2 separate regions of the Homo sapiens genome follow, and region 2 is linked to region 1. Evidence: read pairs that join two places in POLR2A ChIA-PET (ENCODE). Cell type or tissue: CD4-positive, alpha-beta T cell. All regions are shown on one strand.

Region 1 (5,000 bases):
ATAGCCATGATAGTGCTTTGTCTTTTAGATGAAATGCAGAACTAAGGACATGACTACTGGTGCTTATTAAAGATTCCTTGCTATTTTTCACAAGAGTAGGGGCGTTAGACTCTTGTCTACTGGCCAAATTCTAAATTGGGAGATTACATTCTGCTTTCCTAAATTCCCCTAGCAGAAGCAGCCATCCATGGTATCCTACTTTGCTTCCTGTGCTAAACTGTTTTGTGATGTCATTAAATGGCTCTGGTTTTTTACTCTAGAAATGATCACTTTAGTGGGGTGGGGAGTAAATCGATACCTATTGTCTGATATTATGTTCAGTCTAGTTTCAAAAAAATTAAAAGGTAGCCTGTGGTAGTTAAGGACAAAGTACAAAACAAAACACCCTAACGTACAAAACACCCTAACATACCAGTTGTTGTGGTGCTTTTTAAAAAAACCAATCTGCTTTCTCTTCTGTAACATAGACAAAATATTAATGCATTTTTTTACTCCACTAGTAATTGACAAAGAATTGTTATTTGTTTCATACTTAAGGTTAATTCTAACAGTGATGAAGTTTGAGAGGATGAAATTACATATCACCGACCAATTAAACTATCCCTTTTGTCTTTAGGCTGCATCTAACCATTCCAGATTTTCATCTATCTATCTCATAAAATCTTTTTGGAAGGAGATTTTTCATCTTTCCTTGGTAACATATTTCAGTGTCTCTCAATCTTTCCATAAAAACTAAGTTCTTATTTCTGTTTAACCTCGGTTCCACCTGCTGGAGTGTAATGTCACTATCTTTTGTCCATCCTTAGCCTTGTTATCATATATTGTTAGTGAGAGGCAATGTAGTATAATGGCATGGTTTTTGGAATCAGACATGCCAGCATTCCAATCCTAGCTCTGTTACTTTCTAGGTGTGTGATGTTGGGCAAATTACTTCTGAGGTTTAATAGCCTCATCTGTTAATGAGTAACCTCAGAGCATTGTTGTGAAGATAAAACGAGATAGTATCTTATTCTGAAGGATTATGGGGTAGGACGAGGTATGGTATTGGAGACCTAAAAAGTGTTCAATACATACTATAATAGCTATTTATCTGATTATGTGCATGTATCTGACTTAATTCATAAACTCTTTTAGAGCGGGAGGCATACTTCCTGAGTACGCCCTGGATTTCAACAGAAGTATAGTGTTGTGCACATAGTATGGTGCAGAGGCTCAATATTACTGAATGAATAAATTGTTTTGTTTTTATTCCCTGAGTGGAATGAACAGCCCCCAGCTATCTGCAAGATCCCACGCATGTAGAAAAAAGGTGACAAAAATCAATCTGCAGTTTTTAAATATGCAGATACCTGACTTTATCTAGATGTTTTAGCATGGTGTAGATACAATGCAAATAACTTACGCTTTCTATTTCTATCACGTTCATTTCTACGAATTTTAACATTTGATTATTGTCATTATTTTTATTATTAAGCTGCACTTAGGCACCCAGAAAGGGACTGACTCATATGTCTCCTCATCCATCCAAGCATTTAATTGAGAAATTTTAAAAATGAATATTAAGAGCTAATTATATACTTGAACAAAATCTTTCAATTTGTGACTAAGTACATTACCTTCCCTATTTATCTCTAAGATCTGAGCACTACAGATAATATTCCTAATTGCTTTGTACCCAAGCCAAGAAATAAAAACCAAAACCAGAAAAGTCCACCACTGCAAGTCCCAAAGCACAATTAGTATCTTTGAACCAGTGAAGTATTAGTTAGGACTTTATTTTTGGCTTTTAAATGTTTAAACGGGGCAAGGAGGGTAAGTTGGGGGAACAAGTACAAGATACATAGATTCAGTCGGACTTGAATATTTCTCCATAAGGAAAGGAAAGAGTACCCTGGTGTGTGCTTAGGCTGGAATTAAAAAGACAGCAGCGTGGCCATTTCCTGGATTGCTTTGTACACACTTTACAGGGGCGGTCTCAGGTATGGAGCTCTGGGCACCTGCTCGCTCACACTCCAACAGTTCAGAAACCCGTGTATTTGAGGCCGGGTGGCTCAGGTTCCACGTAACTGGGCTTAAGTGTCATTAATACTGCTTGCGGCGGGGGGTTACTGAGCTGTGCTTTGGGACCTGGATGCTTACTTCGGACTTTCTCCTTTCTTCCCCCCTACCCCCACTAGTTTCCCTTTCCCTCCTTCCTTCCCGGGCGTGCCCACCTTCTCCCTTTGCTCCCACTTTCCGCTGTCTGACTCTTGTTTCCTTCACCTTCCTTTCTAATCGGCTTCCTGTCTTCCAACCTCTGCCGGCCGGAGAGATTGAGATTGGGGCTGGGGCTGGGGCTGCGGCTCAGAAGAGGCACGAGTCGGGCGGGACAGGCGCGAGGCGCCCAGCCGCGAAAGCGAGGAGCGCGCACCGAGGCGGGGGCGCGCGCGGGGCAGCCGCGTGGCTAGGCAGACGGGGCCGGGAGCGGCGCGCGCGCGCCCCGCCAGCCTCTGGCGCGCCCCCGGCGGCCTGAGCCGCAGCGTGCTCGCCCCCGCCGCCAGCTCGCCTCACTTATGGGTCGGAAACGCTGCGTGGGGGAGACTGTTCCAAGATGGCGGCGGGTTGCTGCGGGGTGAAGAAGCAGAAACTGTCCAGTTCGCCCCCCTCTGGCTCGGGTGGCGGTGGTGGCGCCTCCTCCTCCTCCCACTGCAGCGGAGAGAGCCAGTGCCGAGCTGGGGAGCTGGGACTAGGAGGCGCCGGTACGCGGCTCAACGGGCTGGGAGGTCTAACCGGAGGAGGTAGCGGCAGCGGCTGTACCCTCTCTCCCCCCCAGGGCTGCGGCGGCGGCGGCGGGGGGATCGCCCTGTCGCCACCTCCGAGCTGCGGAGTGGGGACCCTACTTTCTACCCCGGCCGCCGCCACCTCTTCCTCACCCTCCTCATCGTCCGCCGCCTCGTCCTCATCGCCGGGCTCCCGGAAGATGGTGGTGTCAGCAGAGATGTGCTGCTTTTGCTTCGATGTGCTCTACTGTCACCTGTATGGATACCAGCAGCCCCGGACCCCCCGATTCACCAACGAGCCCTAGTGAGTACCGTGCCCTCCGCCGCCCTCTCCCTTGCGCTCGGGATGGGGCTCAGAGTTGAGGCAAAGTGCGAGTCCGCCTCCCGGCCGGCGGATGCCCCTGCCCTCTCGCTGCCCGGGTCCCCGGAGCTACTCAACTGAACTAAGGGCACCCTGCGCTTTTTGCCCTCCGAGGCAGGCACCCCACACTTGGAGCAGGGTGCTGCTGCAAGGAATGGCCCCGTGGCTCCTAGAGGTGTTAGCTTTCTCTTTGCGATGACTTCGAGGAGTTTTGACTCCTTTACTTGTCTCCTTCACCACCCCCACCACCCCTCACCCTGCCCCGGTTTTGGAGATCTGGGTTACTCAAGGTGTTGACCTCTCCTCACTTTGGTTTCCATTACCCCAAGTGAAAGCCCCGCCAGTATTCCCGCCCCGCGTATCTTGCACATGGAGAACTACTATCCCATTGCAGGATGAAAAATAGCAACTATCCAACTTCTGTTAGTGATGGAACTTAGCTCTGGAGCTTGTGAGGTTACCCATCTTCTCCTCTGGGTTTTCTTGTGCCCTGGGAAGGGGGGAGGTTTCTTAAAACACATTTTTCCCTTACTACTTATTTTTATCCAAATACACCCATTAAAATGTGTTTCTCGTGTAGCGAGCGCACTGCCGGCTTCCTCACATTTGAAGAGTGCGACCTTTTTTTTTTTTTTTTCCATTCCACCGTCTGGATAATAGCTCATTCAAAGAGAACTGTCCCCACAGAGCCACGGTCAGTTTGTACATTAAGCGTGCATTCGCTTTTGTGTCGATTTCACTTTTTAAGAAATCCATGTTATACTTGATGATTTGAGAACAGTTAAATAGTAAATGTGTAGGAATTGTTATGGTTTCCTTTGGTTTTGTATCTTAAATTATTTTACCCTTCAAGTGTGTGGTTGAAAAATTTTAAAATAGCACTGTTACAGCTAAAAGCCAGGTTAATTCTAATCCCTGTCCATTTGGATGTGTGGGAGGTGGGGCATATGGTTTTTTTTTTTTAATGTGTAAACTGAATGTAAACTGACTTTTTGCGTTAAATGCTAGACAGAATGTAAAGACCAAGAGAGGGCAGAATGAGAAAAAGTGCAATTGCTTTTATTTGAGTACTTAGCATCAACAAGAAAAATAATACAGAAAAAATTTCAGTGAAACTCGTACTGAAAGGCATCAGCCCCTTTTCCAGCTAAGACAAGTGCCCCTTGTCCCCCATATCATAAATACCTGAATTGATGTTCTTTTAAAACTGCTCCTTTTCATTTTGTGAGATTAGAGGATTGGACTACTGTTGTATAAGTATAAACATTTCTGCCTAGACTAAAATATTAAATTAATATGTAAAGTGGAAATTACAATAAAGTGTCCTGGAAATTGTGCATTTGTACTGTTTGTTTTCTTTGGCTTTCATTCTTTAAATGTCTTTAATTTTGTATGACTCTTCTGTGGTCTGTGCATTTTCTTTTAGACTTGGTTAATCTTTGGGCATTGGTTTATGAGAAGTGCATGAAAGAGCATCCAGGAGAACACTTCGTCAAATAAATATCTTTATAAATTTCATAGTGTTAATTCTAGAAGCTTAAATCCTAAGTCCACACTTTTATTTAGCCAATTCATTTTTTTGGTTAAGAAGTAAAATTCATTTTGAAAAGACTGCCATGTAAAATAAATCTATGAAATATTTATTAGCTTGAGTCACTTATTTGTGACTTTTATGCCTTCTCTTGGATGTCTGTGATGTATTAAAGCTAGTCCTGGGATGATACTTAGGTTGGCTCTGCAAAGTCATGGGACTGCAAAAATTCACTCCTGTTTAGTTCTTGAGCTGTTAACATGAGTTTGGCAAAGGCTGCTTTAGTATTCACGCTCCATTGCTCCAAAGCATATGAGAACACACTTTCAGGAGGTGCTATTTTCACACA
Region 2 (5,000 bases), 130 kb after region 1:
CTCGTTATGTTAAAAATCAGATTGAAAGAACTATTTCATCGCTATTAAGCACAAATGTATACAAGCTACTTATTAAGGAGAACGAGGTTGTTTTGATAACTATAAAATGTTGCAACTGGGTTGAATGAATAGTCTCAGCGGTCTATTTCTATGTTTTAGCTCTACAACAACAAGAAGGTCCTGATTTGCACGGAGATCAGATTAATTTTATGAAAGTGTGTACATATAGGTCTAAAGTGTAAAAACCCAGCACAGTCCACAGCTATCTGAAGCTTACAAGAAGTTCGGGCAGGAGAAGCATAAAACTCCTGAGGTTTGAAGACAAGTAAGTAACCTGATGGCTTCTGCTAACCCACTGGTGGTCTTCAGTTGCCATTCTGTATATAACTAACTTACCAGGTGTTGTTAAGTGTTTTTTGTTTCTGTTTTTATTATCACAGTTTCAAAATATTATGTATTTCAACACACACGTATTTTTTGAATTAAATGTTCATAGAGGGCCGGGCACAGTGGCTCACGCCTATAATCCCAGCACTTTGGGAGGCCCAGGCAGGCAAATCACCCGAGGTCTGGAGTTCGAGACCAACGTGGCCAACATGGCGAAACCCTGTCTCTACTAAAAATACAAAAATTAGTCAGGCATGGTGGCGCACGCCTATAATCCCAGCGACTCAGGAGGCCAAGGCAGGAGAATCGCTTGAACCCAGGAGGCAGAGGTTGCAGTGAGCCGAGATTGCGCTACTACACTCCAGCCTGGGCAACAGAGCAAGACTCCATCATCTCAAAAAAAAAAAAAAAAAAAGTTTATGGAAACTTGGGGCTGTTCCGACAGAACCCCAGGATCCCACAGGACAATCAAAACCACTGCTGGAGCCTCAACATGCCCAGTTATTTTGAGAGCTTTTGGGAAGCCATCATTTGATGAAATGACAGCTTTTTTTTTTTTTTTTGGCCTTTTCCTCCCAAATGTCAGGCTCAACATGATCCATCAATATTTATTGAGTGCCTGTCCCTCCAGAGGCATGGCACCTTGCTTGGTTACAGAATGAATATAGTATAATTTTGTAAGATAAATTAACAAACAGTCCACTCTGGGCTAAGAGTTGTAAGGAGCATATGAGTTTGGTCTAGTTGGGTAAAGTCCTTCAGACTGGGGCCCAGGTAACATTAGGGTTTTATAGGGTTTCACTAAATAGCTTCCACCTCAGTGGCATTAGAACATAGTTGTAACTGCCCCTGTTGAGAAATTATATTTCTTTGCACTCCAATATGTCAGCACCAGAAGCCACCCCATACTGGACATGATCATAATTTCTTGAGTGGAGGAGACTTTCTGTTCCCATAATGTGGCTCTCTTGCTCCTTAGCAGGAATATGCAAGGTGGCTGGAAGAGAAGTGATGTGCTTGTATAAGAAATAGGTTTGGACACACAGAATGGCATTGGGTGGCTGCGAGTTGTGTTCTTTACTGTGAAGCTGCCCTCTCAGAGGCATTGGGCCCTTCCTATGATGAGGCGATAAGAAGAGACAGAGAGAGGCTAGGACTCTAAGAGGCTATCTTGAGGCCTGAAGAGGAGAAGACAGTTTATAGTATGTTTACTGGTTGAAAAATTACCCCACAGAGAAAAAAATCCATTCATGAGGCAGAAGGAAAGAATAGTAAGAGTAAACTACATGGAAAGGAAAATCGGAGTAACTTTCAGAATCACTAGCTATGCATAAAGGACAGGAAGGCAGTATTAAATGTGGGCTCTTGTAAAGCAGGAAGCGCAACTTGTATACAATAGAATGTTTAAATCACATTTTAACTGACAGGAAGCTGCTGAGAGTTTCCAAACATCAGGCAGATATTGAAACTAAGAGCTGCTATAGTCACTTTCCATCTAAATGGTATTTTGGAATGACCCAAGGTTACCATATGGGTCAACATGTATAAGTGGGTTTCTGTGTATCAGCATAGGAGATGGGGGCTGGCCAAACGGCTGGATGGAACAATCATATTCCCCACTCCCACATATCCTAGCAGAATGGAAAGGGTGTCTTGGACTGGACAGAGTGGGAAACCCCCATCATTTTGAGGGACAGTGCTGGTGTGAGTAATGCAAACATTTCCCTAAGCTTTCTCTACTTCAGACATCCAAATGAATTTCAGGAACTCTGCATGAAGACATTGCCACCCTGCTGGCATATGCCTCAGCAATGGTCTCTTTCCCAGAATTGTGGTCGGGGCAGATGTGGGTAGCCATAGTGACCTGTGTACATGAAGTCATGCTCCTTGGTGAATTGGTTCTTGTTTATCTGGCCTAGCATATCTTGTGGTCTGTGGTACTCATGAATGATGGGGCTTAAAAGGGAAACATGGGGTTAATCCAGTTGTTGGATCCAAATAGGATGGGATTGTTCCTGTTGGGTAGATGGGTCTAACTGGCCCTGCAGCCTTGGAGAAGGTCAAATAGACATTGCTAATAAATAGTCAGCAGTAGGCTGGGAAAGTGCAGGTAACATCCTTTGCTCTAGGGAATGTTACACAGTGGGCCCTGCAAGCAGGGTGCACAAAGCACTTGAAAGTGAAAAAGAAACACCTTTATTTTCAACCTCCCTCCATTTTTTGGACATTTTTATAGGAAAATTCATATAACATACAATTAACCATTTTAAAATGCACACTTCGGTAGTTAGTGAATTCACAATGTTGTGCAACCCCTGGCTCTCTCTAGCTTTAAAACTTTTTCATCACTCCATAAAAACACCCCACACCCATTAAGAGAAGTCACTCGCCAAGTCCCACCCCCAACCCCTAAGTAACCTCTAATCTTCCTTCCATCTCTCTGAATTTACCCATTCTGGATGTATCATATTAATGGACTCATATAATATGTGATCTTTTGTGGCTTCTTTCATTGAGTATGTTTTCAAGGTTTATCCAAGTTGTACCAAGTTTTAGTACTTTGTTCCTTTTTATGGCTGAATAATATTTCATTGTATCATGTAACACAGTTTGTTTATCCATCATAATGGATATTTGGATTGCTTCCACCTTTTGGCTCTTAGGACCAATGCTATATAAACATTTGTGTACAAATTTCTGTGTGAACATATGTTTTCATTTCACTTGGATATATGCTTAGGAGTGGAGAATTACTGAGTCATGTGGTTATTCTATCCTTAACTTTTTATTTATTTATTTACTTATTTGAGACGGAGTTTCACTCTTGTTGCCCAGGCTGGAGTGCAATGGCACGATCTCGGCTCACTGCAACCTCCGCTTCCTGGGTTCAAGTGATTCTCCTGCCTCAGCCTCCTGAGTAGCTGGGATTACAGGCACCCACCACCACGCCCAGCTAATTTTGTATTTTTAGTAGAAATGAGGTTTTACCATGTTGGTCAGGCTGGTCTTGAACTCCTGGCCTCAAGTGATCCACCTGCCTCAGCCTCCCAAAGTGCTGAGATTACAGGCATGAGCCACCGCACCCAGCCTACCTTTAACTTTTTGAGGAACTGCCAAACCATTTTCCAAAGTGGCTGTACCATTTTATGTTCCCAGTAGCAAGGTATATGGGTTCCTATTTCTCATCCTCACCATCATTACTTTTCTTTTTTTGATTAAAGCCATCTTAGTGGATGTGAAGTGGCATCTCATTATGATTTTGATTTGTATTTCCTTAAAGATCATTGATATTGAACACTTTTTCATGTGCTTATTGGCTATTTGTATATTTTCTTTGGAAAAATGTCTATTCTAGTACTTTGCCCAGTTTTTAATCAGACTGTTTGACTTTTATTATTATTTTTTGAAACGGAGTCTCACTCTGTCTCCAGGCTGGAGTGCAGTGGCATGATCTCGTCTCACTGCAACCACCATCATCTCCCGGGTTTGAGCAATTCTCCGGCCTCAGCCTCCCGAGTAGCTGGCACTACAGGCGCATGCCACCATGCCCAACTAATTTTTGTATTTTTAGTAGAGACAGGGTTTCTCACCATGTTGGCCAGGATGGTCTTGATCTCTTGACCTCATGATCCGCCCGCCTAGGCCTCCCAAAGTGCTGGGATTACAGGTGTGAGCCACCACGCCTGGCCGACTGTTTCACTTTTTATTGTTGAGTTGTAAGAGTTCTTCATATATTCAGGATATTAAACCATTATCAGATATATGATTTGCAAATATTTTCTCTCACTCTGTATGTAGTTTGTCTTTCATATTCTTGATAATATCCTTTGACGGACAAAAGTTTTTCATGTTTATGAAGTCCAATTTATCTATTTTTTTCTATTGTTGCTAATGTTTTTGGTGTCAAATCTAAGAATCCACTGCCAAATCTGAGATCATGAAGATTTACTTCTATGTTTTCTTCTATTAGTTGTATAGTTTTATTCCTTATATTTAGGTCTTTGACTTACTTTGAGCTATTTTGTATGTGTAGTGAGGTAGCAGTCCAACTTCATTCTTTTGCATGTGGTTATCCAATTGTCTCAACACTATTTGTTAATACTATTCTTTCCCCCATTGAATGTTCTTGGAATCCTTGTTGAAAATCAGTTGACCATAGAGGTCTGCGTTTATTTCTCAATCTTATTCCATTGCTCTATATGTCCACCTTTATGCCAGTACCACACTGTTTTGATTACTGTAGCTTTGCAGTGAGTTTTGAGATCAGGAAGTGTAATCCTACTTTGTTTTTCTTTTTCAATACTGTTTTGGCTGTCCAAGGCCCCTTGAGTTTCCTTATGATTTTGAAGATTGGCTTTTCCATTGTTGCAAAAAAAAAAAAGGCCATTGGAATTTTGATAGGGATTGCACTGAAACTGTAGATGGCTTTGGAGACTATTGCCATTTGGATATTTTTTCTAATACATGAAAGCAGGATGCCTTTCCATTTATTTAGACATTTTAAAATTTCTTCCAGCAATATTTTCTAGTTTTCAATGTACAAGTCATTTACCTCCTTGGTTAAATTTATTACTAGGTATTTTGTTATTTTGGATGCTATTATAAAGGAGATT

Evidence for each region. Peaks named below come from ENCODE experiments on the same cell type or tissue, not always from the same donor. Only the 100,000 strongest peaks of a DNase experiment are listed, where the experiment ranks them.
Region 2: POLR2A ChIA-PET joins it to region 1 with 13 read pairs; 11 of 35 experiments call an interaction of 5 or more read pairs at or near these places.

Annotation. Positions count from the first base shown.
Region 1 is chrX:110,315,662-110,320,661 of GRCh38, reverse strand. AMMECR1 (AMMECR nuclear protein 1) reads left to right here and starts at 2,577. Exons shown (of 6, transcript NM_015365.3): 1 at 2,577-3,063. The coding sequence starts at 2,591. It overlaps LOC105373312 (a long non-coding RNA gene), which reads right to left and starts at 2,410. Exons shown (of 4, transcript XR_938504.3): 1 at 2,214-2,410. RefSeq lists silencers at 2,395-2,544, 2,277-2,611, 2,805-2,864, 2,909-3,064, 4,917-5,000 and an enhancer at 2,585-2,714. In CD4-positive, alpha-beta T cell, no CTCF peak of the experiment used is centred here; DNase peaks (open chromatin) are centred at 2,031 and 2,521; H3K4me3 peaks cover 3,385 bases; H3K27ac peaks cover 1,615 bases.
Region 2 is chrX:110,186,148-110,191,147 of GRCh38, reverse strand. No RefSeq gene overlaps it. Among named protein-coding and RNA genes, the nearest start is that of SNORD96B, 36 kb to the left of the region's middle. In CD4-positive, alpha-beta T cell, no CTCF peak of the experiment used is centred here; no DNase peak of the experiment used is centred here; H3K27ac peaks cover 1,201 bases.